3 separate regions of the Homo sapiens genome follow, and all the other regions are linked to region 3. Evidence: read pairs that join two places in POLR2A ChIA-PET (ENCODE). Cell type or tissue: OCI-LY7. All regions are shown on one strand. Each heading gives the region's core, and the rest is flanking DNA. Links, peaks and the distances in the headings are about the cores only.

Evidence for each region. Peaks named below come from ENCODE experiments on the same cell type or tissue, not always from the same donor. Only the 100,000 strongest peaks of a DNase experiment are listed, where the experiment ranks them.
Region 1: POLR2A ChIA-PET joins it to region 3 with 5 read pairs; 2 of 35 experiments call an interaction of 5 or more read pairs at or near these places.
Region 2: POLR2A ChIA-PET joins it to region 3 with 6 read pairs; 1 of 35 experiments calls an interaction of 5 or more read pairs at or near these places.

What each region holds. Positions count from the first base shown.
Region 1 is chr9:123,545,295-123,555,617 of GRCh38, reverse strand. The region is part of intron 13 of DENND1A (DENN domain containing 1A); the gene reads left to right. Among named protein-coding and RNA genes, the nearest start is that of MIR7150, 65 kb to the right of the region's middle. In OCI-LY7, for the core only: no CTCF peak of the experiment used is centred there; no DNase peak of the experiment used is centred there.
Region 2 is chr9:124,115,257-124,125,579 of GRCh38, reverse strand. No RefSeq gene overlaps it. Among named protein-coding and RNA genes, the nearest start is that of LHX2, 110 kb to the right of the region's middle. RefSeq lists an enhancer at 2,462-2,621. In OCI-LY7, for the core only: a CTCF peak has its summit at 2,554 (motif pointing left); a DNase peak (open chromatin) is centred at 2,539.
Region 3 is chr9:123,609,603-123,619,925 of GRCh38, reverse strand. The region is part of intron 10 of DENND1A (DENN domain containing 1A); the gene reads left to right. Among named protein-coding and RNA genes, the nearest start is that of MIR7150, 130 kb to the right of the region's middle. In OCI-LY7, for the core only: no CTCF peak of the experiment used is centred there; a DNase peak (open chromatin) is centred at 4,365.

The sequences.
Region 1 (10,323 bases), core at 2,698-6,697, 65 kb after region 3:
CTTCCTGAGGATCAATTGAGCCATAACACATTTCATCAGGAAGGTGAAACTTGAACTGGGTCTGATGAGTAAGGTTTGGGAAAAGAAAGAAGGGAGCATCCCTTCCTAGAGTGAGGGTGGAGGTAACTGAGGAAGCAAAGGCTTGGAGACAGGGCCCCTCATAGCCAGTGAGTGCGCCATTTTCTTTGGAGCAATTGGGTGGGGAGATGGGGCTGCAGGAGAGGATAGAGCCAAATTTGGCGGAGCCTTGGATGCTACGCTAAGAGAGTGAACTTTACCCTGTGAGGAGTGTAAGTTTTTGAGCAGAAATGTGACATGACTGAAGTTGCCTTTGAGCAGTAGTACAGTGATGGACTAAAAGGAGAGCTGGAGGCAGAGAAACCAGTTAGAGGAGTGTTATGGGAACTCAGAAGAGAGCCCCGGGTGGCTCCACCAGGAACAGGGACCATGAAGGAGGAAGTAGCAAGACTCCGCAATAGATCAAATATGGGAGATGAACAGCAAGAAGTGTCAAAATGTCTCCCAAGATTTGGAGCCTAGGAGAGGATGAAGACACCCCTAGTTGCAAAAGGAAATGCTTAATGCCAAGGTGTTCACAGTAGCAGCATTTCTAATGGTAAAACACTGGAGTATACTGAGTATCCATGTTAGGTAACTGGTGAAATAAATTAAAGTCTGTCTTATGATAGTTTTAATGGCTATGTAATATTCTATCAGCTTAGAGATAACATGATGGATTTAGATGGAGACATGGCACTTGTCCTTGAATGTAAGATGCTGTTCAGTCATAAGATGTACTATTAGTTTATGTACCATTAAGAAAGGGAAAAGAGTGGTGCCAATTATAATCGAAGGATGCCACCAATTATAAGACACATCCAGATTTCAGAAATGTTACAATGGGAAGTAATTTTCATCTTAGAATCAATGAAATATGGCAGACCTGTCAGCCTTTCAATCCTGTTCATCTGAACCACAATGGCTTTCTTCCATAAGGTGGAGAAGGAAACCAGAAGGCCTGGAATTTTCCAACCAAGCTTCAAGTCGTGGTCATCACCATGTCACCTAGATGGTTTTTAAACTATAGATTTAATTTTGGCAAATTCCCCTCTTCTAAAATATGATGTAACAACATTCCCCATGTAAGATTGCTTGGGGCAGCCAGGCATGGTGGCACATTTAAGACCAGCCTGGGCAACATAGAGAGACCCCATCTCTACAAAAAATAAATTAGCTGGATGTAGTATCACATGCCTGTGGTCCCAGCTACTTGGGAGGCTGACAGGAGGACCACTTCAGCCCAGGAGTTTGAGGCTGCAGTAGGCCAAGATGGTGCCACTGCATTCCAGCCTGGGCAACAGGGTGAGACCCTGTCTTTTAAAAATGTTGAGCGGATTAGTTTAAAATAATGACTGCAAAGTACATATGAGCCCAAGAAATAGGGAGGAGGCGTTGGCTGCATCGGGGGGAGGATGGTGCCTTGAGTGAGCCTGCCAGGGTGTGCTGAGGCCCTCCCCAAGGCCACTTGTCTTTTTGTTGTTTCTCTGGTTATAAAAATAGCACCTGCTCTTCATTGGCTCACGCCTATAATCCCAGCACTTTGGGAAGCCGAGAGAGGTGGATCACAAGGTCAAGAGATTGAGACCATCCTGGCCAACGTGGTGACATCCTGTCTCTACTAAAAATACAAAAATTAGTTGGGCGTGGTGGCACGCACCTGTAGTCCCAGCTACTCAGGAGGCTGAGGCAGGAGAATCACTTGAACCCAGGAGGCAGAGGTTGCAGTGAGCCAAGATTGTGCCACTGTACTCCAGCCTGGTGACAGAGCAAGACTAACTCTTAAAAAAAAAGGTTTGAAGTAACAGGACTAGAAATGAGAAAGCACCACCCATAATCCTATCGTCGCAAGGTGAGATACAGTGGTGGCAGGTTTCCATCCAGCTTCTAGGATTTTTCGTTTCTTTTGTTTTTACATTTTTGGGTTTTGGTTTTTTAACTTCCTTCTAGGCAGATGAGATATGCCTGAGAAAGCAATCCAGTATCCTAGTTATTAATATTTTTTTTGCCTTTTAGTTTGTGTAAGCATTTTCCACACCACATAAAAACTCTTCTTAGACATCATTGACAGTGGCTGAGCAGAGCCTATCAGGTGACCCTTGTGGTTCCCAACCCTGGCCGCGGATCAGAATCACGGAGGGATGAGGAGCGGGGGGGGGGCGGCTTTTAAAAAGGCAAATGTCCAGGCCCCCCTCAGAGATTTCTGTCAAGTTCCTGTGATCTGAAATCAGAGCCAAGGCCCACCATCTTTTCCTAGTGCTGGTCTTTAAAAAAAAATTATTTTACTATTGTATTATTATTATTATTTTGAGACGGGGTCTCGCTCTATTGCCTAGGCTGGAGTGGCATGATCATGGCTCATGGCAGCCTCAACCTCCTAGGCTGAAGTGATCCTCCCACATCAGCCTCCCAGCTAGCTGGGACTACAGGTGCATGCCACTGAACTCAGCTAATTTATTTTTAATTTTTGTAGAGATAAGGTCTTGCTATGTTGCCCAGCTGGTTTCAACTCCTGGGCTCGAGTGATCCTTCAGCCCCAGACTCCCAAATCTCGTGCTGAGATTACAGGCATGAGCCACCGTGCCCGGCATGCTGGTCTTTTTGATTGTCAGTAATGTTTCATGATACCACACTGTGCTAAACATCTTTATATAAATCTTTATGCATGGTTTGAATTATTTTCTTAGGCGGATTCCTTGACATGGATTTACTGGGTAAACGGATGTGAGTCCATTTAAGGCCTTTGGCACATAAGGTGTGAGAGAAAGCTGGTGAGCAGACACAGGGGGATGTCTGCAGGGAATGGCCCCTGAGGCGGGTGCCAGGGCAGGGCCTGAGAACAGTAGGTCACTGGGGGCAGAATGAGCCTGCAGGGTAGAAGGCCAGGTATGTGAACGCCACGCAGGGCAGCCCAGCTGCAGTGCTACCAGCCCTCTGGCTCACCTGTGCTCCCTGCTTCACAGTGCCTCCACAACAGTGCCCACCATGCAGGGTCCTGGGGTACTGCCCATACAGGTGGGGGAGGTGGAGGTGGGGTCATGGCTGTCAGGTTACTGCAGTCACAGTGCTGTGTTTTGTTGGAAACAGAAACATGAGGGACCTAAGCGGGCTCCTGTCTGCTCTGCTTCTGCCTCCCTGGACCCTGAGCAGTTATTCACCTCTCCAATCCTCAGTTCCCCTTCCATAAGGTGGATGTGTAATCCCCTCCTTGCAGGAGTGTAGTGAGGCTTAAATAAGCCCAGCACGGTGCCTGTCCTGACGGCCCTGGGAAGATGGGCAGAACCCTGCCCTCGCCCACCTCCTCCCTCTGAGGAGGACCCTGCCAGTCTGGAGCCCGTTGGGGGACAGCTCCAGTCCGTGGCCTGCCTGGCTCTGTAAGGAGGGGTCGAGCTCTGGCCTGAGAAGCAGAGGTGGGCATCTCCTCCTCTGCAGTCACGTCTGAAGAACTTTTCCCTGGCTCAGAGCTCCCTTGAGATTTTTACCACCTTGGCCTCTCTCTCTCTCTCTCTCTCTCTCTCTCTGTCTCTCTCTCTCTCTCTCTCGCTCTCGCTCTCTCTCGCTCTCTCTCGCTCTCTCTCTCTTTCCTAATGAAAAAATTCAGAATGCAGCTGGCTGGGGGACTCCTGAGCTTTGTTTTCTTTACCAGATCCAGAAGGAAGAAGGAAGGGGACCGCTTGCTGAGGCCCAGCCCTGTGCCAGGAGCTAGGCTTCTCCTCCCCATCTGTGCTTTCTGCGGGTTTGTTGGGGAGGCTGGGTGCCCGGCTCAGGGCGGGGAGGGCCAGTGTTGGCTCCCTGGTGATGTGTGTCTTCAGGGCCGGGTGAATTATTCCAAAGGACTCTCTCAGGGTCAGAAACTGAGATGCCAGGGGTGTCCAGTCACTGCCAAGTTCACCTCAGTGGCCTCCCACAGGGTCAGCACTCAGTTCAACTCCGAGTTGCTTCCCATCCGTGCTCTCAGTAATTCTCCATCCCAGCCCCTCACTAGCCCTTTACACACAGGGGATGGAGCGAAGGCTGCAGTGATTCCTAGGAAGCAGCAGAGCCAGCAGACAGCCTCCAAACCCAGGTTCCCTCCAACACATCCTCCCGCCTGTCTTTGTTCTAGTTTCCACATGTTCCGTGTTAGTAACTCTCTGCATTTCCAATACCAGGCACAGGTCGTGGCACCGTGTGTAGGTATCAGTGAATATATTTTGGAATAATAGACGGGAGAATGGGTGAAGGAAATTAGGGAATAGGGAAGCATTTGAGGCAGAGGGGCTCCACTTGGCCTCTGGTGCATACACATTGCATCCTGTCCTATCTATGGGCTTCAGAGGTTGCTGCTTCCTGATAGAGGGGAAGGTGTCTGCAAATCACAAGGGCATGTGGCCCATTTTTCGGTCACCTGGAGAAAATCAGATGCAAAGCCCAAGATATTTAACAATATCAGTCAAACCAACTTGTCCTTCTCGACTTAAATGACAGAGCTACCAGCAGCCAGGCAGCCCCATCCAGAGAAACCCCCTTTATCCATGTCAAGCGGCAGCCCAGGCTCCAGCTCATTTATTTAGGCCTTTCTTGCTCTCTGACACGCCTCCTAGCAGTTGCCAGGCAACTCTGGGAGTAGCAGTGTGTGTTAGGGATTAACTAGTTAGGGCTGGGGTCCTTTTTGGCAAGAAGGGGATAAAAGACAAATGAGTTTAATTGCTAGGCCGAGGGTCCTTTCTCTGCATGGTAGAAGATTGCAACTTTTGGAGGATATGTGTAGCAGTATGGTTCTAAAATTTGCCTTGAATATTCCTCCTTCCTAGAGAGAACGAAAGAATTTTTTAAACAATCTTTTACCTCACTCCTTTGTTTAAAATTATATCATCATGAAATCTGAATAAGGCTAATACACCCCCCTCGAAACACATTTCACACACGCTGGTCTCAGTTTTAAAGAACTTTTGCAGATAGATTTGTGTGCTTTCAATTCATCCCCTTTTCTGCTTAGAGTTTCTTATTTCATAACCCATGCTGCATGACGGTGCATGTGAGGGTTCCTCTCCCCATGTCTGGCCCACCGCAGGTCCTTGGTATATGTTAGGTTAAAGAGCAAAACCCATGGGTATTGGTGTTTGAAGACGCGTCCTCTTCTGTGCCAGTGTCTGTGGAAAGGCCAGTGTAGATGGAGCACTATGGGAGCTGTTTATTCAGCTAGCTTGTGTGGCCCTCTCTGGGCCAACCTGCTAGCTGGGCTTCCCTAAGATAAAGGGAACAGAGCTACTGCCCACAGGGAGCGAATGCTGGGTGGGGGCAGTAAGCAAACTGTTTAAACAGGCAGCAGCCAGCTCACTCTGGTCCCACTTGCTTAGTTCATCCCAAGAGGCCAGCTTCCAGATTCAGCTGTGGGTACACTGGTATCATCCACCTTATAGCCCATGATTTTGCATGTGATTCTGCTGAGTCATATTTATCCACCTAAAACCCCTGGAGGACGCAGAAGTTGAGATAAAAGCAGATTGATAGCCTGGCTTTCAAGGATGAATGCACGAGGTTGTGTTGGAGCAGGTTGGAAAAACACCACATATATCTGTGTCCTGATTGAGTAACCCTGTTGATCTCAAGTTGTTTATGAAAAAACAATAAAAACTGTTTTCGGATTTGTTTTTGGTGTAGTGGAAAGCAGAAAAATATTTTTAAAGTAGTAAAATCAAAACAGCACCATAGTCCCACTGATTTTTACTACATATGCCTTTTGTATTTACTCTTTATTTTTTCATTATGCAAAGGGTTTACATAGGTACAAGCAAATCTCAGTTAAAAGTTAGTTCCCCGCCCCCATTTAACAAGATTTCATATGCATTTTTACATAACTGCAGAATATTCCATCAAGTATAACTACCATAATTTCCATAACCACCCTCCCTTGTTGGACATTTAGGTTATTTCCAGTCTTTTGATATTATAAGTAATACTCCACTAAACATCTTTGTGAATAAAGCTTTGAAATGCTGTATTTCAAAGCCTTCTGAGTGGAAGAACTGAGTCTGTGAGCAGGAGCCTGACTGTGGGGGCCAACTTGTCACAGCATCGCAAGAAAGCAGATTTCGGTTGACTCAGCCTCGCGGTGGCTCAAGATGGAAAAAGAATCAAGAACCCTTGATGGGTGGGAGGGTGCGCACTCCCTGCCCTCCACACAGACAAGCAGAGGATTCCCAGAACACACATAAGGGATGTGACTAATTTGTCTGTGCCCCCATCTTGTGCTGAAAATAGGTTTGAGGAACCTTAAGACACTATGTACAGTACAGCAAGATGAGAGATAAGGAAGCAAGGAAACCGGGAGAAAGAGGAAACTGCATGACGCCTGGAAGGGACTGATGTGTGTGTGCAGCTGTGTGTCTGTGTGAGGCTCTGTGACCCTCCACACAGGTTGGGAGTGGTGGAGCTGGGACTCACCCCATCACACCCAGGTCTGTCTAAAGAGCCCATGCTTTAAGGAAAAAAAATGTAAAAAATACATATAACATAAGATGTGCTATTTTAACCATTGTTAAGTATACAGTTCATTGGCATGAATGGCATTCACAATGTGCAACCATCACTACTGTCTATTTGCAACATTTTTCATCACTCCCAACAGAACCTCTGTATCCAGTGAGCAAGAACTTCTCATTTCCCTTTCCCCCAGCCCTTAGTAACCTCTAGTCTACTTTCTGTCTCTATGAATTTGCCTATTCTAGATAGTTCATAGAAGCGGAATCATTCAATATTTGTCCCTTTGCCTGGCTTATTTTGGTAGCATCATGTTCACCAGGTTCATCCGTGTTATAGCATGCATCAGAACTTCAGCCCTCTTTAAGACTGAATAATATTCCACTATCTGTATATACCATATTTTGTTTATCCACTCACTTGTTAATGGACACCTGGGTTGTTTCTATGTTTTGGCTGTTATGAGTAGTGCTGCTGTGAATGTGTGTGTATAATTAATAGTTGAACACCTGCTTGCAAGTCATTTGGCTATATACCTAAAAGCGCAGTTGTGGGTCATCTGGTAATTCTACGTTTAACTTTTTGAGGAACCTCCAAAATGTTTTTCACAGAGTCCGTGCTTTTGTTAAGTGGGTAGCAGTGTCTGTGGGAAGCACGAATATGGACCCAAGAATATCTGTAGGAAAAGTTCATGAAACATTTGTTTTATTTTCCGGTATATTTTAGGCAAGTGGATAAGGAATTATAGCCAAAACCTACAGGCCGGAGCTAAGCAGATTCATTGATGGGGGAGTGTAAAGGGGACTGCAGAAGGGGCTGGTAACTTGCTAATTAACATTTTTTCCCATTTTAGTGGTCATCTGAAGTCAAGATCATGTCCTGGGAATGAAGCAAGGATAAGGGGAGGTGCTTCTGCCCCAGGACTTCAGGGACCATCACTATAGCTCTGTGGCTCTAAGTGGCTAAGGAGGCCACCGAATGTGATGGAAGGAGTATGGCCTTTGGAATCACCTGGGTTTTAATTCTAGTTCTGTCATCTACTAGAAGATGACTCTGGAAGTTACTTCACCATCCTGAGACTCACTTTTCTCATGTGTAAGATGTAAATAATGCCTAGCTAGCAGGACTCTTGAGAAAAATAGCAATAATATGCACCAAACACCAGCATAGTGCCTTGCTGATAGTAGATGTTAACTAAATGATAGTGACCATCCCTGGGTGACAAAGTAAAGGAGGAAGGGAAAGATGAGACTGCGACATTCTAGAATAGTGGTGTCCATACTTGTTCAACAAGTGCCCAAGAACCTGGAGCCATGCAAAACACCCTGAAATTATTCTGGCCCATTTAATTCTTTCTTTTGAACTAATTGTGAAAGTATGGCTTTTATCTCAAATGATACATAAAGGATTTGAAATAAATCACATATTTAATTATTTCCTTTAATATTTATTTATTTATTTATTCATTTTATTGCCCACCAGCAATTATGGACAAATAGGGGTGGAAGGTACCAAGAGTTGAAAATCAGAGTCATTTAAAAAATTACAGTCAGGTTTTGTTTTTGTTTTGAGACAGAGCTTCACTCTTGTTGCCCAGGCTGGAGTGCAATGGCGACATCTCAGCTCACCACAACCTCCGCCTCCCAAGTTCAAGTGATTCTCCTGCCTCAGCCTCCTGAGTAGCTGAGATTACAGGCATGCGCCACCATGCCCAGCTAATTTTGTATTTTTAGTAGAAACAGGGTTTCTCCCTGTTGATCAGGCTGGTCCCAAACTCCCAACCTCAGGTGATCTGCCTGCCTTGGCCTCCCAAAGTGCTGGGATTACAGGCGTGAGCCACCACACCCGGCCCTACAGTCAGTTTTTTAAATGCATATGAGAAAATATAATTGAGGCTTAATTCATCAAAACATTTGTTGCCTATTGAGAAAAAATGACCATTGTTCAATATTGGCACCAAATCTCCACTGCCCACGTCACAGGGACACTGATGTTGTTCAGAACCCAGTTTGAGAGTCTTGTTACCTTGGAGTCACACAATAAATGATCAATGAACTGGGAACCATTGTTCTAGAAGTAGACTGCCCAAGTAAAAAGTAGCTCTCTAAGTGAGAGAAGATGGGAACTAGCAGGAAATCCACTTAAACACTATGATCAATCTCAACTGAATGATTTCAAAGAGCATAACTGAATATGATCAAAATGAAATTTCCCATATGTTCAAATGAAATTCATATGAAATACTTGAAAAATAAAACATAGCTAGTATATCTTGCACCATCCTGGAGGAATTCTAGGCTTTAACTTGATCTCATTTAATAATCCTGGCTCCTTTCTTACTTTGCTCCTTTAAAGCATGGGGCCATGTTTTATACACATTGATGTCCCTCACATAGTCTGGTATTAGTAGGTGCTCATTAAATGTTGACTGACTGGATGAACAAATGAATGACTGATACCTGTTTCCCCATGCTATACATCAGAAAGGCTGGTGGTCATATTTCAGTGTTGCACAATAGAGATACTTAGTTGTTGTTTTTTTTTTTTGAGATGGAGTCTCGCTCTGTCACCCAGGCTGGAGTGCAGTGGTGCGATCTAGGCTCACTGCAAGCTCCGCCTCCCAGGTTCACACCATTCTCCTGCCTCAGCCTCCCAAGTAGCTGGGACTACAGGCGCCTACCACCACGCCCGGCTACTTTTTTTTTTGTATTTTTAGTAGAGACGGGGTTTCACTGTGTTAGCCAGGATGGTCTTGATCTCCTGACCTGGTGATCTGCCCACCTTGGCCTCCCAAAGTGCTGGGATTACAGGCGTGAGCCACCTCGCCCGGCCAATACTTAGTTTTAAAACGTATCAGCTGCAGCTTCATCTTAGAACCTGAGAGGAATAAGCCACACAAACACCACATCACGAATGTGTAAATGTAAAGCGAAGGCACAGCCCAGCAGCTGCATGGTGGCTAACCACAGGCATTTAGAGTTAGGGAGGATCATCTCCTGCAGAATTGTCATGACCAGTAAATATTCTCTTCTAGTTAGAAATACACAAGAGAGGACTATAGTCATGGATTAAGCTGAAGCCACCACGGCAGTTTTAAATACTCTATCTTTGTGGAAGCAGTGGCAAAGAGAAACGGTTGCTGCTACTGGTGTTTTAAAATCAGATGTTCTCACTTTAGGGTCTCTCACTTTTTCAGTGAGACTCTGAAAAGGAAATCTTTCTGATCCATTTTCAAGCAATGATAACATTTGACAATTTGCAGCCTGAAATGGTGCTAAGTGACTTCATATGCATAGCTAGACTATGAACTTCTTAAGAACAGGAGATCTTGGGAATGGGCGTGGTGTCTCACACCTGTAATCCCAGCACTTTGGGAGGCTGAGGTGGGCGGATCATGAGGTCAGGAGATCAAGACCATCCTGGCTAACACAGTGAAACCCCGTCTCTACTAAAAATACAAAAAAATTAGCCAGGTGTGGTGGCGGGCGCCTGTAGTCCCAGCTACTCAGGAGGCTGAGGCAGGAGAATGGTGTGAACCCGGGAGGCGGAGCTTGCAGTGAGCTGAGATCGTGCCACTGCACTCCAGCCTGGGCGACAGAGCGAGACTCTGTCTCAAAAAAAAAAAGAACAGGAGACAGGAGATCTTATTCCTATGCCCCCAGCACACAGTTGATGGAGGGATGGTGGATTTGTTCTGTATAGGACATTATGATATCTGTGATGATTAGAGGATACAGTTGTGTTGATTTCATCCCCACCCTCAGTTCTTGGATATATATCTTCACTGATTTTCTGTGGGGTGCG
Region 2 (10,323 bases), core at 2,404-6,403, 510 kb before region 3:
CCCAGGCCTCTGACCAGGGCAGCCCCAGCCCAGGCTGACCGGCGGGCACATGGTGGGCAGTGGGGTCTGTGGGCAGGGCTCTGCAGGGGAGGGGTCTGCCTGTGACACTGTTTGTGATGTCAGACCCCCTGGCAAGGCTGGGGGCGGCAAGCATGGGACGGCAAATGACTGTGCGTGGCTGGTTGCAGGCAGGTGACTCTGTGGGATTGTGTGTGACTGTGCCTGGGACACTGCGTGGCTGTGTGCAGGCAACACCATGAGGGACTGTGTGGACGCTGCTGTGGAAATTGCATGACTGTGCCTGTGACACTGCGATGGGACTGGGCGTGAGCAGGTGAGGTCGTGAGTGACTGCGTGGCTGTGCAGGTGACAGCATGAGTGAGTGTTGGCTGTGCATAGTGAGACTCGCTAATGGGCAGGTGACGTTGTATGTGTTGGATTGACATGGGGTGATGGGGCTGATGGTACAGGGAACATTCTATGTGACTCTGTGACTGTATTGGTGACACTGGGAGGTGGGGCTAACTGTGCAGGTGACATTGCAAGTGGCCCTGGGACTGTGTGCAGGTGATCATGACTAAACCATTGTCAGGAAACTGGCAGATCTCAGAGCCCATCAGGCGCCTGGAACAGCTTCCGGCCCTCTTCTCACCTCCCCTTCTGTGGGGCAGCTCATGGGGCCCTCCCTTGGATGGCTCCTCCTGCCTCGCCTGCTGCTCACCTGCCACCTGTGTCTCTAGGCGTCCCTCTCTGCATCATCGGGTTCAGGGTATAAGGCCTCCAACCACCCAGCACGGGAGCTGCACTTGGGAGAATGACTGGAGCAAAAGCAAATGCATGACACTCCTGCTGGGACCTGCCCAGGAGAAAGGAGGCCAGAGGGGAGCCCGGGGGTGGCTGGGAGGGCTGCAGCTTGATCTGTAATGTTTGGTTCATTTTTAAAAGGGAGAACACATGCCTGTATATTTGCTGTGAATCTAGGTGGAATGATTATGTGTGATTATTATACTATTCTCTTGATTTTTCTGAATTTCTAATCTTTCAAAATAATGAACAAAAGCAAAACATGCTGATGATAGGATTTGTTATACACAAAAGTTAACATTGACTTCGTGTCAGGTGCTGATCTGAATGCTTTACATGGGTTATTTCACTGAATATTTACCGTTGTCCTAGGAAGGAGGTCCTATTGCCATCCCCCATTGTATAGATGGGGAAACTGAGGCTCAGAGGGATTTATTAACTTGCCCTCCAACACACAGCAGGTAAGTTGTGGATCCAGGATTCCTAACCCAGACCTGCCTACCCAACGATCATTTTCAGACGTATTCCTCCACCACCTGATACTTTCTTCTTCTCTCTCCCCCTTCAATGCTTTTAGCAAAAAAAGAGAGATAAATACATTTTTAAAAATAAAAACAAAACCAATAGAGTAAAAAATCTCTCTCTAGGAGTAATCACTGTTATCAATTGATCATAGATCCTTTCAGATGTTTTCTATTTACATGTGCATGTGTTTGTGTGTGTGTGTGTGTGTGTGTGTGTGTAGCTCGCAAGATCACAAATGTTATTCACATTACAACTTGGAAATGTGGATAAATGTTGTTTCTTTATTTTGTCTTCTTGAGCCCCACAACCATTGGCCAGTGGGAACAATAGGACACTTTCCCCTATGTGTGGATTCCATTTGTCCAGTCCAATCATCTAAACTGGTCCTTCTTGTAGTTCCTGATCTCCCCAGATAGCTCCCTTGTCTCGCTTCTCTCCAGTGGTTGTGCCTGGATGCTTAAGGGGAAGTGTGGCTTAGGTGGCTGTATTAGTCCATTCTTATGCTGCTATGAAGAAATACCCAAGACTGGGTAATTTATAAAGAAAAGAGATTTAATTGACTCACAGTTCTACATGGCTGGGAGGCCTCAGGAAACTTACAATCATGGTGGAAGACACCTCTTCACAGGGTGGCAGGAGAGAGAATGAGAGCTGAGTGAAGAGAGTAAAAGCCATTTATAAACCATCACCACCATGATTCCATTACTTTCCACCGGCTCCCTCCCATGACACTTGGGGATTATGAGAACTATAATTCAAGATGAGATTTGAGTAGGGACACAGCCAAAACATATCAGTGGCCTTGTGTGGGGGAGGGAGAGTTGGGGCCATAGGCTCAGAGTCACCATCTGCCTTCTCTGGCCTCTGGGACTGTGTCCCTCTCCCTGGTTGCCATGTGCCCTACAAGTGTTCAGACTGAAGGCTGAGGCTACTGTAATTTCTCATCCTCCATCCAGGCCATAGCCCAAAAGCCCCACCCAGATTCCCTCTGGCCTGAAGTCACCCTCTCTTGCCTCACAGTGGCCCTGGCTCTTACCACTGCCTCTACACGACACAGGAAAGCTTCAAGTCTCCCAAAGTGCTGGGATTATGGGTGTGAGCCACTGTGACTGGCCTACTTCATTTTTTTTTAATAGTGCTACAGTATACCAGAGTATAGATATACCAAAATTTAGTCATCCATATTTCCTCTGAACAACACAGGAAAGCTTCGAGTCTCCCTCTGCTGGCTGCCACTGCTACTAGGGGGGTGCTGAGCCAAGAGTCCCATGTGTTAATAATCAACCCTCATAATAAATCAACCCAAAATGTAATGGCTTCAAACAGCAGTCATCATGTAATATCTCTCCTGATTCCTCTGAGTTGGGAATTTGGTGAGGGGGAATTGGCTGGGCAGTTCTGGCGGAGTTGCTCCTGAGATTTTAGTAAGATGTCAGCAGGGCTGCAAATGATCTGCAGGTTGGACTGGGCTGGAGGATCCATTTTAAGTTGGCTCCTCATATTTCCGGCAAGCTAGCATGGGCTATCATCTCCTCTCTATGGGGGCCTCTCCATAGAGCAACTTGAGCTTCCTCACAGCATGGTATCTGGGATCCAAGAGTGAGCATCCTAAGAGAACCAGACAGAAGCTACGTTATCCTGATGACATAGTCTTGAGGTTACATAACATCACTTCTGCCATATTCTGGCCACAAGGGTGAACCCTGACTCAGTGCAACAGAGGACTGTCAAGCACTGTCTAGGGTGTGAGATTTTACCCTACTTGCAAGCTAACAAGTTAGCCTGCCACAGCTTCATGGATGCTGGTAGAAGACATGAGGCTCCAGGGTCTGACACAAAGGACAGGTCATGACTCACAGCAATAGCAGCAGCCAGAGTATCAGCATTTTCTCATTGGTTTCCAAGCCTAAATTCCCACATATCAACATGAAGAGCCCCAGAAATCCTGGGAACACACAGTGGACTGTGTCACAGGAGAGGAACCCCGAGTTTAGGAAGCCCAAGCCCTCTCTAATGGGCAGTGAGCATGCCTGCTTTTGGCTCTAGAGGGAGAGACTCTGCCTGTCTTCCAAGGCTGTTTGCATCAGAAAGAAATTATCCAAAGATGCCACAAAACATGGGCTGTGGTAGCCAGACTTCAAGATGGCCATTATTGGTCACCTTCTTGGGTAGTCCCTGTTGCAACACAATTCCCCATGAAGCTTGCTATAGATTTAATTATGTCCCTCCAAATTCATATGTTGGAGTCCTAACCCCCAGTGTGACTGTATTTGAAGGCAGGGCTTTCTGGAGGTAATTAAGGTTAAATGAGATCAGAAGGATGGGGCCCTAATCCAACCAGATTGGCGGCCTTATGAGAAGAAGAAGCAATCTCTCTCTCATTCTCTCTTCCCACCATGTGAGGACACAGTGAGAAGGTGGCCATCTGCAAGCCAGGAAGAGAGCCCTCACCAGCAACCAAATTGTCTGGCACCTTGACCTTGAACTGACAGCCTCCAGCATTGTGAGAAATAAAGTTCTGTTGTTTATGCCCCCCAGTCTATGGCACTTTGCTATGGCAGCTTGAACAGACTAAGAGCTCTCACGTTCTGGCATGACTTGTGAGCAAGGCATGACTGCCCTTTGCTCTGGACTATCTTTTCAAGGCAGATGGCTGGTTCCCTGACCCATTATTGCATACTCAGAAAATATTTTTATAACCACATTAATACTTTTCAAAATATTAAGCCCATTCACACACAGTTTTTTTTTTTTTTTTTCAGAAACAAATATGGGGTTGTCTAACACATTGCTTTCTCTTTTCTTTTCTTTCTTTTTTTTTTTTTTTTTTGAGACAGAGTCTCGCTCTGTTGCCCAAGCTGGAGTGTCTTGGTGTGATCTCAGCTCACTGCAACATCTGCCTCCTGGGTTCAAGCGATTCTCCTGCCTCAGTCTCCCAAGTAGCTGGGATTATAGGCACCCACCACCGCTCCCAGCTAATTGTTGTATTTTTAGTAGAGACGAGGTTTCACCATGTTGGCCAGGCTGGTCTCGAACTCCTGACCTCAGGTGATCCACCTGCCTCGGCCTCCCAAATTGCTGGGATTACAGGCATGAGCCATCATTTGTTTGCATGAGCAAACAAAAGAGTCGGCCTCTTTTGTTTTTTTTTTTAACCTGTTATCTTAAACTATTAAGGGTTAATAATACATTGTTTTCAATTTTTCTTTTTATATTAGAAAAGGTATTATGAATTTTATAGATTCTGTGTCCATACTACAGATCTACTTCATTCTTTTTCTTTTTTCTTTTCTTTTCTTTTTTTTTTTTTTTTTTGAGACAGAGTCTCACTCTGTCACCCAGGCTGGAGAGCAGTGGCACAATCTTGTCCCACTGCAACCTCTGCCTCCCGGGTTCAAGCAATTCTCTTGCCTCAGCCTCCCAAGTAGCTGGGATTGCAGTTATCTGCCACCATGCCCAGCTAATTTTTCTATTTTTAGTAGAGATGGGGTTTCGCCATGTTGGCCAGGCTAGTCACGAACTCCTGACCTCAGGCAATCTACCTGCCTCAGCCTCCCAAAGTGCTGGGATTACAGGCGTGAGCACCACGCCTGGCCTACTTCACTTTTTAAAATAGTGCTATAGTATTCCAGAGTATAGATATACCAACATTTAGTCACCCATATTTCCTCTAAACAACATTTAAGTTGTTTATAAATATTATGTTGGTGCAAAAGTAATTGCGGTTTTTGCCATTACTTTTGCACCAATGTAATACATTTTTTACACTACTGATTCTTTAAGGAATAACCTTACAGACATATCTTTGCATGCATGTGCTAGTGATTGTGCAACACAGATTTTTGCAAGTGAAATTGCTTGGGTATAGGATGTGCACTGTAATCCCCAAATCTATCAATTTTGACAGATACTATTAAATTGTCCCCTCCCCTCCAATATCAATTTATATCCCCTCCCACAGCACGTGAGTGTGCTCAGTTCCCCACACCCCCTTTGTCATTGAATATTACATTTTTTAGTTTAGTAAACCTGTTGGGCAAAAAGTGATTTTATCACACATTTTAATTTTCATTGTTACTCGACAGTTTAAGCTTTCTTCATCTATTTACTGGCTTTTGGTAATATTTCTTTTTGAAATACTTGACAATATGTCAGCCCATTTACTATCAGGTTGTTATTATTTTCTTATTTGTTTGCAGGAACTCTTTGCATGTCATAGATATTACTCTTAGTCTATAATATAAATTATAGATAATTATTTCTAGTAAATTTGTGTGTCTTTTAAATTTATTTGATTCCTTTTGCTGCACAGAAATCTTTCATTTTTATAGAGTTGGTTTATAGAGTTTGAGTTGGATTTTCTTTCTTTTTCTTTTTTTTTGAGACAGACTCTCGCTCTGTCGTCTAGGCTGGAGTACAGTGGCATGATCTCAGCTCACTGCAACCTCTGCCTCTTGGGTTCAAGCGATTCTCCCACCTTAGCCTCCTGAGTAACTGGGATTACAGGTGTGCACCACTGTGCCCAACTACTATTTTGTATTCTTAGTAGAAACGGGGTTTTGCCATGTTGTCCAGTCTGGTCTTGAGCTTCTGTCCTCAAACAATCCACCCCCCTCAGCCTCCCAAAGAGCTGGGATTACAGGCATGAACCACCGTGCCTGGCCGAGTTGGATTTTCTTGATAACTTCTGAGTTCTTGCAAAAGCCTGTTATGGAGCAAAGATAATAACCCTTTCAGTAAAGGTGGGTCTTGCTCTCTGAGCATCATCTGAAGCTGCAAGTGGTTTGAGGTCCTGAGACTGCAGCCGAAGGAGGCTACCTGGCATGGGGAGGGGAGCGCCTCAGAGGGTAATGATGGAGGCAGCAGGGGCCCCAGTGATATTTTTTGAACAAAACAAGCTGAACTCCTGGGAACAGTTCCCTTTGGAGGGGCAAAGCTTCTTAAGAGGCCCCATGGGGGAACCTGAGAGGAGCTGCCCTGTGATACTTGGCTGTCTGGGAGCCTGTAGGAGAAGCCGCCTGTACCTGCAACTATCAGTCTCTGCCCTTATTCTGGCTTTGGCAGCATACACTCATAGCCACGTGCAGCCATTCCCACCCAAAAGCATGCACATGTGAAACACACGAGACAATGCACACACCCACATGGGCATACATGCATACACATGTGCCCATATTCTCAAATGGTTACATAGGCACATTTAAGGATGCCCACATGGACAAAGCACGTGCAGATGTGTGCACAAATACACTCAGATATGTGTGCAGACCCATTCAAGCGATGCACTTTGAACACTTGCACACATACCCACATGTATGCACGGGCTGTCTCAGCCAGGACCCCAGCAGGGAACAATCAGCACAAACAAGGTGAGGAAAATTTTATCAAGGGGCCATTTACAAGGGTGAGGGCAGGGCTAAGGGAGACCCCAAAGCCACAGCGAAGCACCTGGGGGCTGGCCATAGCGGAGAGTGCTAGGCCTGAAGGGTCCAGGGGAGTGAACAATTGCAGGAGCTGGTAAGAGCTGTGGCTTTGGAGAGGATTGTCCAGTGGAAATTGTGGCTGTGGGAGAGAGACAGCACCCGAGCCACAGCCCCATGGGGAAGGAGCCAACCTGTCCCATCCCTCCCTGCCCTCTGATCTCCTGGCCAAGCCTCCCCCTGGTTGAACCCAGACAACAAGGAACCTGGCTGATGTGCTGCACAGCGTCAGCCTCCTTGGGGCACAGAGCAGGGAAGAGGGTAGATTTGGAGGGGCAGACAGAGAAGATACCGCTGCATGTATGGCGATCCCCATCAGTGCACAGTGACGCAGGCACCCCGAGAGAGATGCCCGATGCACACATACCCACGAGTGCACTGAATCGCCTACATGCAATTGAAAGCTGTGTGCACACAACCTCAAAAGCCCAGAGGCCCACGTATACTTAAGACGAAGGCTGAAATCAACACCCTTCACTGGCGGCGGCTGGGCCTGAGATGAGCCCCCTCTCCCTGGCCACCTCCTCCCATGCCCCCCAACACCCCCAGAGCCCTTTGTTAATCTTGGCAAAGACCACATCCCAAAGAAACAACGGGCTGGCCAGGCCTGCACAAATCACTGGCTGTTTGGGGACATTTCAGAGGCCTGCCTGAGTGACAGCTGAATTGAATCCAGATTGGGCGGGGCAGGCACTCCTGGAGGCAGAGCTGGGAGGTCTCCATCTCTGACTGACTCCCACCCCACGCAGGCCCCTCCTGATCCCACTGACTCCCCTAAAGGGGCATCCAGCTTAAGCCAGAGCAGCTGAGTCCCCTTCACTCCATTCAAAGCCTTGCCCCCCACCCCCATCTAGTGCATCCCCAAATTCTATCCATTGTACTTTCTAAGCCCACTGCTGCCAACATCCCAGTCTGGGTCTCCTCTTCTTTGGCCTGGAGGCCTGCGGGAGTTGCAGGGAGCTGCCACTCTCAGCCAGAGGGATCTTTCTGAAATGTAAATCAAATCATTTTCTTCTGCCTAAGAGCTTTCAATGGCTTTCCAAACACTCCTCCAGATAAAGTCCCAGCTTAGCCCCCAGAATCTCGCACCATCTGGTCCCTGACCCCATCCTCAGCCTCCCTGTTCACCAGCCACCCTCTCCATTCCAAGCTCTCAGTCCTCTAGGTGCCCCTAGACATTTGCAAGTGTTGCTGTCTTTGCTGATAAGCCTTTTCCCCAATGCTTCATCTACTGACTCTTTGCAAACTAGAGCTCCTAAAACTTACTGTAGGGTAGGACCAGGTTGCTTTTTAATTCTGATCCATTGTGGATCTATGTTTTTGTAGAACAGCAATAAAAATGAAGTACTAAAAAAAGAAATTAAAAAACAAAATGATATAATCTTGGATAATAGCTGAGCAGTTTCTTATAAAGTTAAATGTTTATTATAAATGTTTCTTATAAAGTTAAACATTCACTTACCATATGACCCGGCAAGAGAAATGAGAACACATGTCCATGCAAAAGCCTGTATGTGAATGTTTTCAGTGGTTTTATTTATAATTGCCAACAACTCAACTGTCCTTCAATGGCAAATGGAGAAGCAAACTGTGGTACATCCATACAAGGGAATACTATTCAGCAATGAAAAGGAAAGAATTATTGATATATGCAACATGGATGGCTCTCGGACACGTTATGCTAGGTGAAGGCAGCGCGACTCAAGAGATTATATTCTGTAGGATGACATTTTGCGAAAAAGAAAAACAAAAAACAATTGGGACAGAAAACAGATCAGTGGTTGCTAGGGGCTAATTTGAGGGGAGGGGGGAAATGATGGCAAAGCAGCATGAGGAACTTTGAGAAGCATGGCGCTGTTCTGTGTCTTGGTTGTGCTGGGGGGGTCACGTGACTGTACAAGGTTGTCAACATTAATAGAACTACACACTCCAAAGGGTGAATTTTACTGCATGTAAATTATATGCCAATAAACCTGGCTTTAAAAAATACAGATGAAATCCCCTTTTTAACTGTGGTAGTATACGCAAACATAAATTTTCCATTTTTTTTAACTTTTATTTTAGGCTCAGGGGTACATGTAAAGATTTATTACATAGGTAAACTCTTGTCACGGAGGTTTGTTGTTCAGATTATTTCATCACCCAGGTATTAAGCTCAGTATCCAATAGTTATCTTTTCTGTTCCTCTCGCTCCTCCCACCCTCCCGCCCAGAGTAGACCCCAGTGCCTGTTGTTCCCTTCTATGTATTCATGTGTTCTCATCATTTAGCTCCCATTTACAAGTGTGAACATGTGGTATTTGGTTTTCTGTTCCTGCGTTAGTTTGCTAAAGATAATGGCCTCCAGCTCCATCCATGTTCTGGTAAAATACATGATCTCATCCTTTTCTATGGCTGCATAGTGTTCCATGGTGTATATGTACCACATTTTCTTTCTCCCATCTGTAGCTGATGGGCATTTAGGCTGACTCCATGTCTTTGCTATTGTGAACAGCGCTTCAGTGAACATATGCATGCATGTGTCTTTATGGTAGAACAATTTATATTCCTCTGGTTATATACCCAGTAATGAGATTCCTGGGCCGAGTGGTAGTTCTACTTTTAGCTCTTTGAGGAATCACCACACTGCTTTCCACGATGGTCTCCTGGGTTCAAGTGATTCTCTTGCCTCAGCCTCCCAAGTAGTTGGGACTACAGGCACGCGCCACCATGCCCAGCTAATTTTTTGTATTTTTAGTAGAGAAGGGGTTTCACCATGTTGGTCAGGCTGGTCTCAAACTCCTGACCTCGTGATCCACCTGCCTGGGCCTCCCAAAGTGTTGGGATTACAGGCGTGAGCCATCGCGCCCGGCCCAACCCCTTTTAAGTGTACAATTCAGTGGCCTTAAGTACATTCACATTGCTGTGCAACCATCACCCATCCTTTTCCATCATCCTAAACTGAAACTCTGTCCCTATTAAACACTAATTCCCCATTGCCCTCTCCCTCCAGCCCCTGATAACCACCCTCTACTTTCTGTCTCCATGGATTTGACTGTTCTAGGTACTTGTAACCATATAGTATGCCCTTTCGTGACTGGCTTCTTTCACTTAGCATCATGTTTTCAAGGTCCATCCCTGTTGTAGCATGTGACAACACTTTGTTCTTTTCTAAGGCTGAATAATATTCCATTGTACACATATGCCACATTTGGTTTATGCATTCACCTGTCAAGGGACATTTGAGTTGTTTCTGCCAGTTGGCTATTGTGAATAATACTGCTATGAATACTGGTGTATGAATGCAGGCCCCATATTTTAAAAATTATTAGATTCAACAAACATAAGATCACCTTGTCAATTTGCTAAGCACTTACTCTTAATTTTGCTGTCCATCTCCCTGGTCTGACTTTTGAGTAACAGCTAGCCCGGTCCCTGGGCTGGCCAGAATCTATCTTTCCTGAGCCCACAGACTGGATTTACTCCCCTCTCCCATCTCACCCTACACTTCCCTGGGCTGCGCCACACCCTGCTGT
Region 3 (10,323 bases), core at 2,105-6,104:
AATTTCAATGTGAACTGTTTTCCAGGTGGAAAAATTAGGTAAAGAAGAGACTGGGCCCTTTGTATTATCTATGTTACAGATTCTGTGCTGATCTCTATACTGAAGACTCTATAGGAAAACTGTCTTTTCAATTTCTCTGCTACATTTTTTAAGTTGAAATTTAATCCACATACCACAAAATTCACCCTTTTAAAAGTATACAGTTCTGGCCCGAACTGCAGTGGCTCACACCTGTAATGCCAGCACTTTGGGAGGTGGGCAGATTGCTTGAGCCTAGGAGTTCGAGACCAATCCTGGGCAACATGGCAAAATCATGTCCCTGTAAAACAAATACAAAAATTAGCCAGGTGTGATGGTGTGTACCCGTAGTCCCAGCTCTCTGTGAGGCTGAAGTAGAAGAATCACCTGAACGTGGAGAGTTGAGGCTGCAACGAGCTGTGATCACGCCATTGCACTCCAACCTGGTCAAGGAGAGTGAGACTCTGTCTCAATCAATCAATCAATCAATCAGTCAATCAATGTATGTATACAGATCAGTGGTTTGTAGTCTATTCCAACTATCTAATCCACTATCCATCTAATAGATATATCACCACCACTAATTCCAGACACATTAGATTTTTAATACAGTCTATATTGTTAGTAAAGTAATACATTCTTATTATAAAAAACTTTTTTAGGCTGGGTGCGGTGGCTCATGCCTGTAATCCCAGCGCTTTGGGAGGCCCAGGTGGGTGGATCACCTGAGATCAGGAGTTCAAGACCAGCTTGGCTAACATGGTGAGACCCCGTCTCTACTAAAAATGCAAAAATTAGCTGGGCGTGGTGGCGTGTGCCTGTAATCCCAGCTACTCTGAGGCTGAGGCAGGAGAATCACTTGAACCTGAGAGGTGGAGGTTGCAGTGAGCTGAGATCGCGTCACTGCACTCCAGCCTGGGTGACAGAACGAGACTCTGTCTCAAAAATAATAATAAGAAGAAATAAAAAACTTTTTTAGCCTTTTAAAGTACATATAGCAAAAAGCGAAAGGTCTATAAAAATGGGTTAGTCTGTGTAGATGGTTGCCATTCAGCCTTTAGCCCTGTCCCTCTAGAGGCACCCCGGAAGGCACCGATGTCAGGAGTATAGCGGGACAGCTCTCACTGGCCTCAGCAGTGTCACTCCCAGCGTTACTGAGACTTTCAGGGTTAAAGAAGACAAGGTGTCCCTTTAACACAGGAGTGACCTTCCCACATAGGGGAATGGTGCTTGTTGGCTCAGCCACCCACCCTTTGGGGAGCTGTCTGGACCACAGCCTAACCACCTCCTGGCTACTGTATCTGCCTCTGAGCCTCTGGACCTGCCCTGCCGCTCCCACCTTCCCCAGCCCCCTCCTTCTGCCTAATGTCGGGAGGGGCAACAGCCCGCCTCCCCTGCCCTAGTTTCTGCTGGCCTCCATGCAACGTTGCTGGCCCCGACTCCTGCCTACCTGCCTGAGCATTGGCCTGGTTTTCCATTTCTCATGACACATTCTGTACGTGAGTGACACATTCCTCATTCCTCCCTGATTTGGAGCCTGGCTTGAACCCAACACTTAGAAAACTCTGGACATTCTGGGGCACAGTATAGGGGGCTCTATAGCAACGACACTCTAGATATGTTCCTGGGAGCCATAGTTCACCCATAAGGCAGAGGCCACAGACCAAGTAACATCAGGGTCACAGGAAGTTTCAGCAGTGCAGCAAGTGACCTCATGGCAGGGCTTCTGGAGATAGTGTGCCTGCCTTTTTCAGGTGCTGGCACCAGGGACAGTATGTGCAGCACCAGCATAGTGATAGGCTCTGAGTGACCTCTCAGCAAGTGCGGGTTCGTCTTCCCTTTAAAACGTGATGAATGGAAAGGCGAGGCTGCAAAGGTAATTGGATGCTATGCATCTTGGCACATGGGATGAGTCCTGGAAAAACAGCAAGAGAAAATCTCCTTTTATTATCAGTTGCGCTATTTTTTTATCCTTTTTTTCTGTTACTTTCTCTTCATTTATTTCTCCATAAGCCTCTTTCTCTTTTTCTCTTATTTATTTTGTGGCTCATTCATTCATGTGTTTCCACAGGCTCTCATGGGCTGCTTGTGGCTCACAACTTGAGACTTCCTTTCCGTGTCTGGCTTTAGCTATTACGGTTCTCATTGAATTCTCTGTGGCAGCAGAGAGCCCTGTCTCCTGACCTTTGCTCTGTGATTAACTTCTCCTGCCGCAGTGGTCTTAGCCACGGAGCCCTTCCTGATGTTTTCCGAGTCTGTCGCCTTCCGGTAGGCCAAGGAGGCTCAAAAGGGCGGGCTACCCCAGGCTTTGATGTTGACCTCTCCAGAATTTTGTCCAGGTGTTATCTTTGTAACTCATGTGTTCATTTCTGTTGGGTCCAGTGGCTTGGGGCTCTAGAAGGCATCTCCACCACCCCCACCTGCATAGGTTACCCCAGGAAGCCACAAAGCCACACTCAGAAGGGCATTGTCCTCCCTTTCCCAGTCACTGATCAGCTCCAGTGATACACGTGTCTTGCATTAGCAAACCATCTCCAGTGCCCACTGGACATCAGTGCACGCTGAGCTCACCTCTGCTGTGGCAGGGCCCCGTGCTCTTGCTGTCGAAACCACAAATGGAAACTAGGCCATCTCTGCCTTCTCCCCTAATCTAGAATTATTCCTGGTCTCCTCATGGATCGTCATCCTCTGTTGTTGCTCATAAATCGGAGAGGGCTGGGTTGGAAACCAGGAAAGACATTAAATACTTTTTCCCCTAAAAAGAAAAAAGCTTGCCTACCTCATGGCAGTTACCCCATACTTTCTACTTCTCACCAGCTGTGACCTTTGTCGAGTCACTTAACCTCTTTGAGCCATGGGTTCCTCTGTGAATTATGGGGACCCACCTTTCAAGATTGCTGCAGAGATGAAATGAGGTCATCTCAGGCCCTTCCGTTGTGTACCCGACAACACCCTGTGCGTCTCCTTGTAGCGGTTTGCGCATATGCAATAATGCGCTTATTTGATCTGCCATTAACTGTGAGCTTCACATGGGGACCAGATCTATTCTATCCTCTTGCCCCAGGCCAGCATGGTGCCTGATATTAGTGATACCTGTTGACTGACTGACTAACCGGCCTGTGGAAAACACTTTTCCCTCCCCAGGAGCCTTTTGAAAATTCAAGCTCCTGGGTGGCTGGTTTATTTTTCTCCTGTGGACACCACAAAACACCTCACAGTCTTGTTTCCCTTTTGGGTTGGTGGCCAGAGTGCTCAGAGCCAAACCTGTGACCATCCCAGCAGGTGTCCCAGCATGAAATAGAAACACTAACCTTGCCACAGCTTCCTTTTTTTTTCCCCTTAGCTCCTATTTCTTTTCATACTTTTGTTGCTATGTTGCAAATATTCATATAAATTGCCTTAAATCCCGCTTAGAACAGAAAAGAGTATCAGTCAATTCCAGCTAGTAAGGCAAATATAGTTTTATTCTGACTATGAACCCACTAGCTATTTTACTTTTTTAGCTATAATTATCCAGTAACCATTTTTTGTCGACAGTAGCATAATGGTTAAGAGAAGTCACTAGCAAGTAAGAGTAGCGTAAGAGACTTGGAAGTAGAAGGATTTGGGCTGGGATCACCATTAACTGGGTGATCCCATAGGCACGTTTTTGAGAATACCTTTTTAAGTCTATAAAATGGCCAGGCACAGTGGCTCACGCCCATAATCCCAGTACTTTGGAAGGCCGAGGCAGGTGGATCACCTGAGGTCAGGAGTTCGAGACCAAGCTGGGCAACATGGTGAAACCCTGTCTCCACTAAAAATACAAAAACCAGCCAGGCGTGGTAGTACGCACCTGTAATCCTAGCAACTCGAGGGACTGAGGCAGGAGAATCACTTGAACCCAGGAGACAGAGGTTGCAGTGGGCCAAGATCGCACCACTGCACTCTAGCCTGGGCAACAGAGCAAGACTCTGTCTCAAAAAAAAGCTATAAAATGGATGGTGTAAATTGGATTATTTGAGGATTAAATGAGATAAGGTGGCTGGAGCCTCCCATGCAGCCCTTGAAATGTGGTGTGTGCTCAGTAAATAGCTCGACTGTTTTACCCTTCCTGCTCTGCACATGGCACCATGGGAGGCTCTGGGAAACAGGATTCTGTGCTTTTGTGACTGACAATCTAGAGTCACCCTTCAAATCAGCACATGCTTTATGCCAAATGGGTAACCCGGACAAAAGCCCCTACCAAGAGAGGTGTTAGCCACCACTGGGCAATCTGAGAGGCAGGCAGCATGGCTTCAGTAGGACTTGAAGAAATAGTGAAGCTGAGGCCTGTGGGGCCACCATGTGACTGAGATGAGCTCAGAGGCACTTCAGGGACCAGAAGCTTCCTGTGATGGAAAAGGTAGCAGGGGAGGAGGAGCTCAGACAGAATGTAGAAGCTCCTAGGTCTTGTCACAGCTGCAGGCCAGCCCTTAGGGAGCAGGTTAGAGAAAACCACCTAACCTCCTTCCTCTGCAGGCTGTGGGAATGCTGGTCTCCAGGAAATAAGAAGCTTGCTTGATCCCCGTATCATGGGCTTGGGTTCTAGTCCCAGTTCTGCCACTTACTAGCTGTGTGACGTCAGATGAATGATTTAGCTTTTCCAATCTTAGTTTTTCCATCTGTGAAATGGTAGTTCTGATAGCACCCTCCTTATGCTGCTATGGTGAGAATCTAATGAGGAAAATGCCTTAGCCTATGCTGGCTCTTGGCAAATTTGCAGTCAGTGGTGGCTGCTCTTACTGGCTTCCTCTCCTACACTGGCAGTTACATTAGCCTGAAGAGCAGCTGTCTCATCGCTCTCACTAAGCCCAAAACCATGATCATTCGCATTCTCCAGCAAGATATGTTCTCTGGTGTCTGTTCTTTTTCTTTTTCCCGTTCTCTTGTCCTTTAACCTCTCTAATAAAGCCAGGCTCATTATTTCGAGCAGAATTTAAAACCACAAGACAATCTGTGTTTACACGTTTGTGTCTTTTACAAAAAAAGAAAGAAAAGCTCACATAAGACCTCCTTCAGAGTTTTTCTTTCTGACTGTGGGATCCCCTTTGCCTGATCAGGGTATTTAATTAAGAAGGTGGTGGCCCTCTGAGAGGTAAGGTGACACTGTGATGTGTATATTGTAACGTGGATACCTATGTGTAAACAGTGATCTTTCCAAATCCCTGGGCTGCCCTAAGCTGTGTTCCTTCATGATAGCAGAGGTGTTGCCCACCTGGAGGTGGAGGGACCGCCTCTCCCTTGTTTCCTCTCCCCTCCCACTTTGTCTTGGGAAGCTGTATTTTTTTTTTTTTTAAGCAGCCAGTGTTCCTTTATTTCACTGGACTCATTTCCAATTAGTAGCTGCTCACCTCAGGGGAACATGATTAACAGAGCCCTGGTTATCTGGGGGAAAGGAATTAAACAAATTGTGAAAGTGCGGTAATAATGAACAAGGACTACAGGATCGTTAGTAAGTCTGCAGTTTCCATATTCTTGCTTCTTCCTTGCTGGGAATAAGCTCATGCCATAGGACTTACCTGTCAGAGAAGCGCTCAGCATCACAGGCCTGGAACCAAGAGGACTGGCGAATAGCCCTTTTGGTACCCCAGCGCTCTTTTCCTTTCAGCTTAAGTACTGAGTATGTGCTGTGTGACCTCATGTGCAGAGCTTGGGCTGTCTGTTCAGCAGCCTTGCGTCTGAAGTACGGCTTCACCACTGACCAGCTGTGCGATCTTGGCAAATTTTATCTTTCTGAGCGTGTTTCCTAACCTGAAAATATGGATGATCGCACCACCTTGCAGAGTTCCCTTGAGCATTATGTGTGTAATGCATAAAGGTGACTGAATTATAGTAGCTCAATAAAAGTTCCTTTTCCTCTTAAGAGGATTCAAACTAAAGATATCTTCCAGGTAAAGGTTATTCTGTTGTGTCTGCCTCAACACCAGCAACAGAGCCCTTTTCCTTTTCAGGGGAGAAGGAAAAAAGAGTCACTTTTACTCTCACGTTTGTAACTGATGAAATCAGATAGTGCAGTAATTCCCAGAGAACAAAAGCTTCATACAGATATACCCCATTCTGCTATTCCAGGATGTACAATAGCATCCTACAATCACTGTCAGTCATACAGCAGTTGTGACATGGTTGTCATGACCTGCCTATGCATAAGTTTGGTTATAACTGTTAATATTATCACCACTTTAATTTAATTATGTGCATTGTTGGTTCTGCACATGTTGTTTAATTGCCGTTTAAAATGTCTTCAAAATTGCACTATGATTCAATATTGAAAGGTAAAGTCACTGTGAATGCTAAAAGGCTCTGGAGAAGAGAAGCAGAGTATATACATTTGCTATTACTGAAGCAGATATTTCCATTCATGTTTTCTAGAACAGCAACAAATAAGTTCTTTCTTGAACCTAAACAGGAAGATCACTTCTAGTAGATGGATTTTGGTTTGGTTTTGTAACTGAGATACCCTTGGAAAAACATGGACGTTTATGCCTCTGAATTAGAAAAGGATTCAGATGTGTTGGATTCTGAATATGAAGAAGTTTTTTTTTTTTAAATAGCTTACCCAATTTATTTTGCTGTTTTATTTTTAATGTATGCTCAAGAGTGATAAGAGGTTTTTAAAAATGTGTCCAAGTGATCAGAAAGTCATGAACCATTGTTTCATTGATAGTTTTTCCGTTATTGGTGGTACATTAGAAAGGAAAGGCACCCTCCTGACGAGAGTGATGAGCAACCCTCCTGAACTCAGTGGAGTATCCGGGAGACAAGAGTGTGCTTGGGAGTCAGAAATCCATGTGTAGAGATGGTGTGTGCCTGTCAAGCACCTCCCATTCCTCATGGCATCTTGACCATTCTTACCAGCAGTTTACCAGGTATCCTAGAGCGGGTATGCTACAGAACCAGGGCTGGAACAAGAAACCATTCTGTGGGTAATAGGAGAGTGGGTCCAATGGTGCCAGCCATGCCAGGGGCTCAGAGAAAACCCTACCATGTGCTGCTGCTGTGCCAGGTACGTCAGAGGTTGTCTCTAATCTCTACAACAATCCTGAAAGATTTCTACTAGGCCAGGTACTGCCTTATTGGAGAATGCTTTGCTAGGATATAACAAAAGATAAGAAACAGCCCTGTCCTTTAATTTTTAGTAATTCGGTGTCTAGGAATTCATGCAACATGAAGGTGTTCATTTTTATCACAGTGATACTTATAGAAAATTGGAAGCAACTTAATGTCTACTCTAGGGATAGCATTCGATAAATTATGATACATCCATATTTGGTGGAATATTATGCAGTCTTTAATAATCACAAAAATTATAGAACAATCTGGGAAATGTTCATGTAGCCAATGAGAAAATAAAACAATGTATGCACTTTATAATTTCAAAGATATAAAGCTGTTAATGTGAGCCAGTATTAGAAAGGAATGCAAAAGAAAAAGTAATTGTGTTAGGATAATATAATCATGGGTAGGTGTTTTTCTCCCCAAACATTTCTTTTAAAAATAAAAAGACAAAGAAGAGGTTCCAAGAAACTGAGTCAGTAGCTACAATAATTATTGAGATACAGTGAGAATAGAAATTGTTTTCAGACTGTACCTAGAATTACCCAATTGGATAAGTACCACATTGAGATGTTCAGGAAATTCTGGGTTTCTTTTTCTTCCCTCTCCCTCTCACCACTTGGAATTCGTAATTATATATTTGCAGAGCAAACATGCAGTAGATTCAGGGAAGTATCTGAGGCTTGATACGTAAATGATGACAATGTAAAAGGTATTTGTCCAAATTTGCATTCATACAAAACATGGAGCTGCTATGATTTCAGAATAAATGTGTTTTAAATATTTTCTAAATACAGAGCTGTTGCAGTTCTAACAATACTTGGCTAAGAAAACTACATTTCTGCGATAGGCCATAATTACTCTTTGGATAATTATTGGGCTTTAAAAAATGCCTATCTAAAGATACTTGAAGAATGAGTTCCATTTTGCCCTTTCTTGCCTCTTCAGTCTCTTCCATGAGGTCCCTTTTTCCTTTCAGGGTATCATTGATTTTTATTGTAGGACAAAAGGGTGTAGCATTAAAGTCTACATACATAAGATCCTATGGTTAAGTTATACAGAGGGGTTTTGCTATACATATTTATTTTCAACCGTTTGAATGTCTTTTTCTGTATATTAACTCATTTGTTGGAATTTCAGTTCTACAATTCTGGTTAAAACCCATGGTCACTGGTCAATTGCATGATTAAATGTAGGAGATGGGAAGGGTGATAAGATTTAGTTAAATATTATGGATTTGTGCTTTCTCCCTTCTATGTGTTAGGCTGTGCTTCTGGTCACATTAATAAGTGGCCATTTTTCTGGAATTTGTACTCTTCCTGCTTCCTTTCATTACATTAGGCAAGGTTCCACTAGATGAGACATTTGCAGTCTTAAGACTTCCTGCCAGGGTTCAGACTTTGTATTTTTGACATTGAAGCTGTCGTGTTCCTGAAGCTACTTAATTAGAAACACATTCATTTCAGTGTACACTGGAAAAAGCTTGGACAGCAGAGCCAGGCACACTGGGAAGTTTGAGCATTTGTGTAGCTGGCAGCTAAACTAATGGTTTACAGTTTAAGGGGAAAAAAAATATCACAGGGCATTTCCTTGCCCCTAGAAGCAAAGAGAAGCTGAATACACACAGCAGATACCTAAAAAAAAGAAGAAGAAGAAGAAGAAAAGACAACTCCACTTTCACTGCAATTGTGTGTATAGTTCTTTCTTTAGCTATTATCAAATACAAAAGTCTTCTAGAATAGTTAGCAAACTGAGCTGCTAATATTCAAGTCTGTTTTACATGTTCCCAAGACATATTATATTACTGCTGAGATCTGTAGTAAGGAGGACATTTTATATTCTGGGGAAAGAAAGGATTTTTGCTTGAATTTTATTTGTTGAATGGTAATGAGGGAATTGTGTCCTTTCTTATTTTTAAATGTTTGAGCAATTTAAAAATATACATGTGATGTTTAGAAACCTCCCTTGCCTATCCATTGCTTTCAGGATAAAGCCTAAACTCCTTAGTATTCAGTTGGAAGCAAACCTCTCCTGTCTCATTACTTACCACTCCTTGTTTCTCCAACTTTGTCCCCAAAGAGCCATTCTTGTCCATCCACCTCTACTCTACCAGCTGCCCCAGAAGAAAAGTACCTGTTCACCCCAGTCTGAGTCAGGTGTCTTTTCTCTAGGTTCACAAAATACCATCTGCACATTTCATAGACTATATCCCATACTACAGAGACAGATGGAAAAGTTGCCAATCACACCCTTCCTCGCTATCCCTTGACCTCCTTCCCCTAACCCAAAGGAAAGCATTGCATGGGGAGTGAGCTTGGGGATTTCAGGTTCTATATTACAAAGTCAGTGTGGCACAAAGGAAGAAATGCATACTTGGGAATCAAATCCCAGGTCTACCACTGACTTTGTTTTGTGGTATTAGGTAAGTGATTTAACTAACCTCTTTAGGCCTAGTCCCTTCTCTGTAAAATGGGTATTGTATCTATGGGTATTGCAAAGTTGTTATGTGGATTAGAATAGATGAATTTAAAGTTCCTCATATAATGTCTAGCACATTTGTTATTGGTAGGTAACATAAATGATAATGTATACACACACACACATACACACCGACCCCTGAAATCAACGGCAGGACCGGTGTATCCAAAATGCCCAGGTTTTAAACCCATTGGAGTTTAGTTCTCATGCCTTTGCTCAGTCACTGACTTAGGCAACCCGTGGCTCCGTGAATGAAGCAGTTGGCAGAGGCTTTCTGAATTATAGTGTCATGGGATGGCATGTGTGCAACTGGGGAGGAGATGCTTGCTGGCAGCTCTCCAAGTACTTTGTCCAATCAGAATGGACAGTTAGATCACATCTCTTGATGACAGAGGAAGCAGCAAATACAAAATATTCTTCTTTGAAACACATTATGCCCTTCATCCAACCTTAACTGCTTTTTCTGTTGTAATCATGGCAATAATCGTTCCCATCTGTATTAGAACTCTGCTGATCATTTAACGTATATTTTCTTTGATTCTAGTAACAACGTGCTGGCTGGAATCCAGGATTCCATTTTAAAGATAAGGCAACTGAGGCTGTGCAGTTGCAGAGCCGCTCTTTAGGGGCTAATATCAAGGTTGATGCTCTTCCTGCTACCCATGCTGTTTCCAATGCTGCCCACGTTTTGAAATTCTTCTGAAGTTTCTAGGCTTGGGAACAAAATGTCATATTAGGATTTTTGTTGTGAAA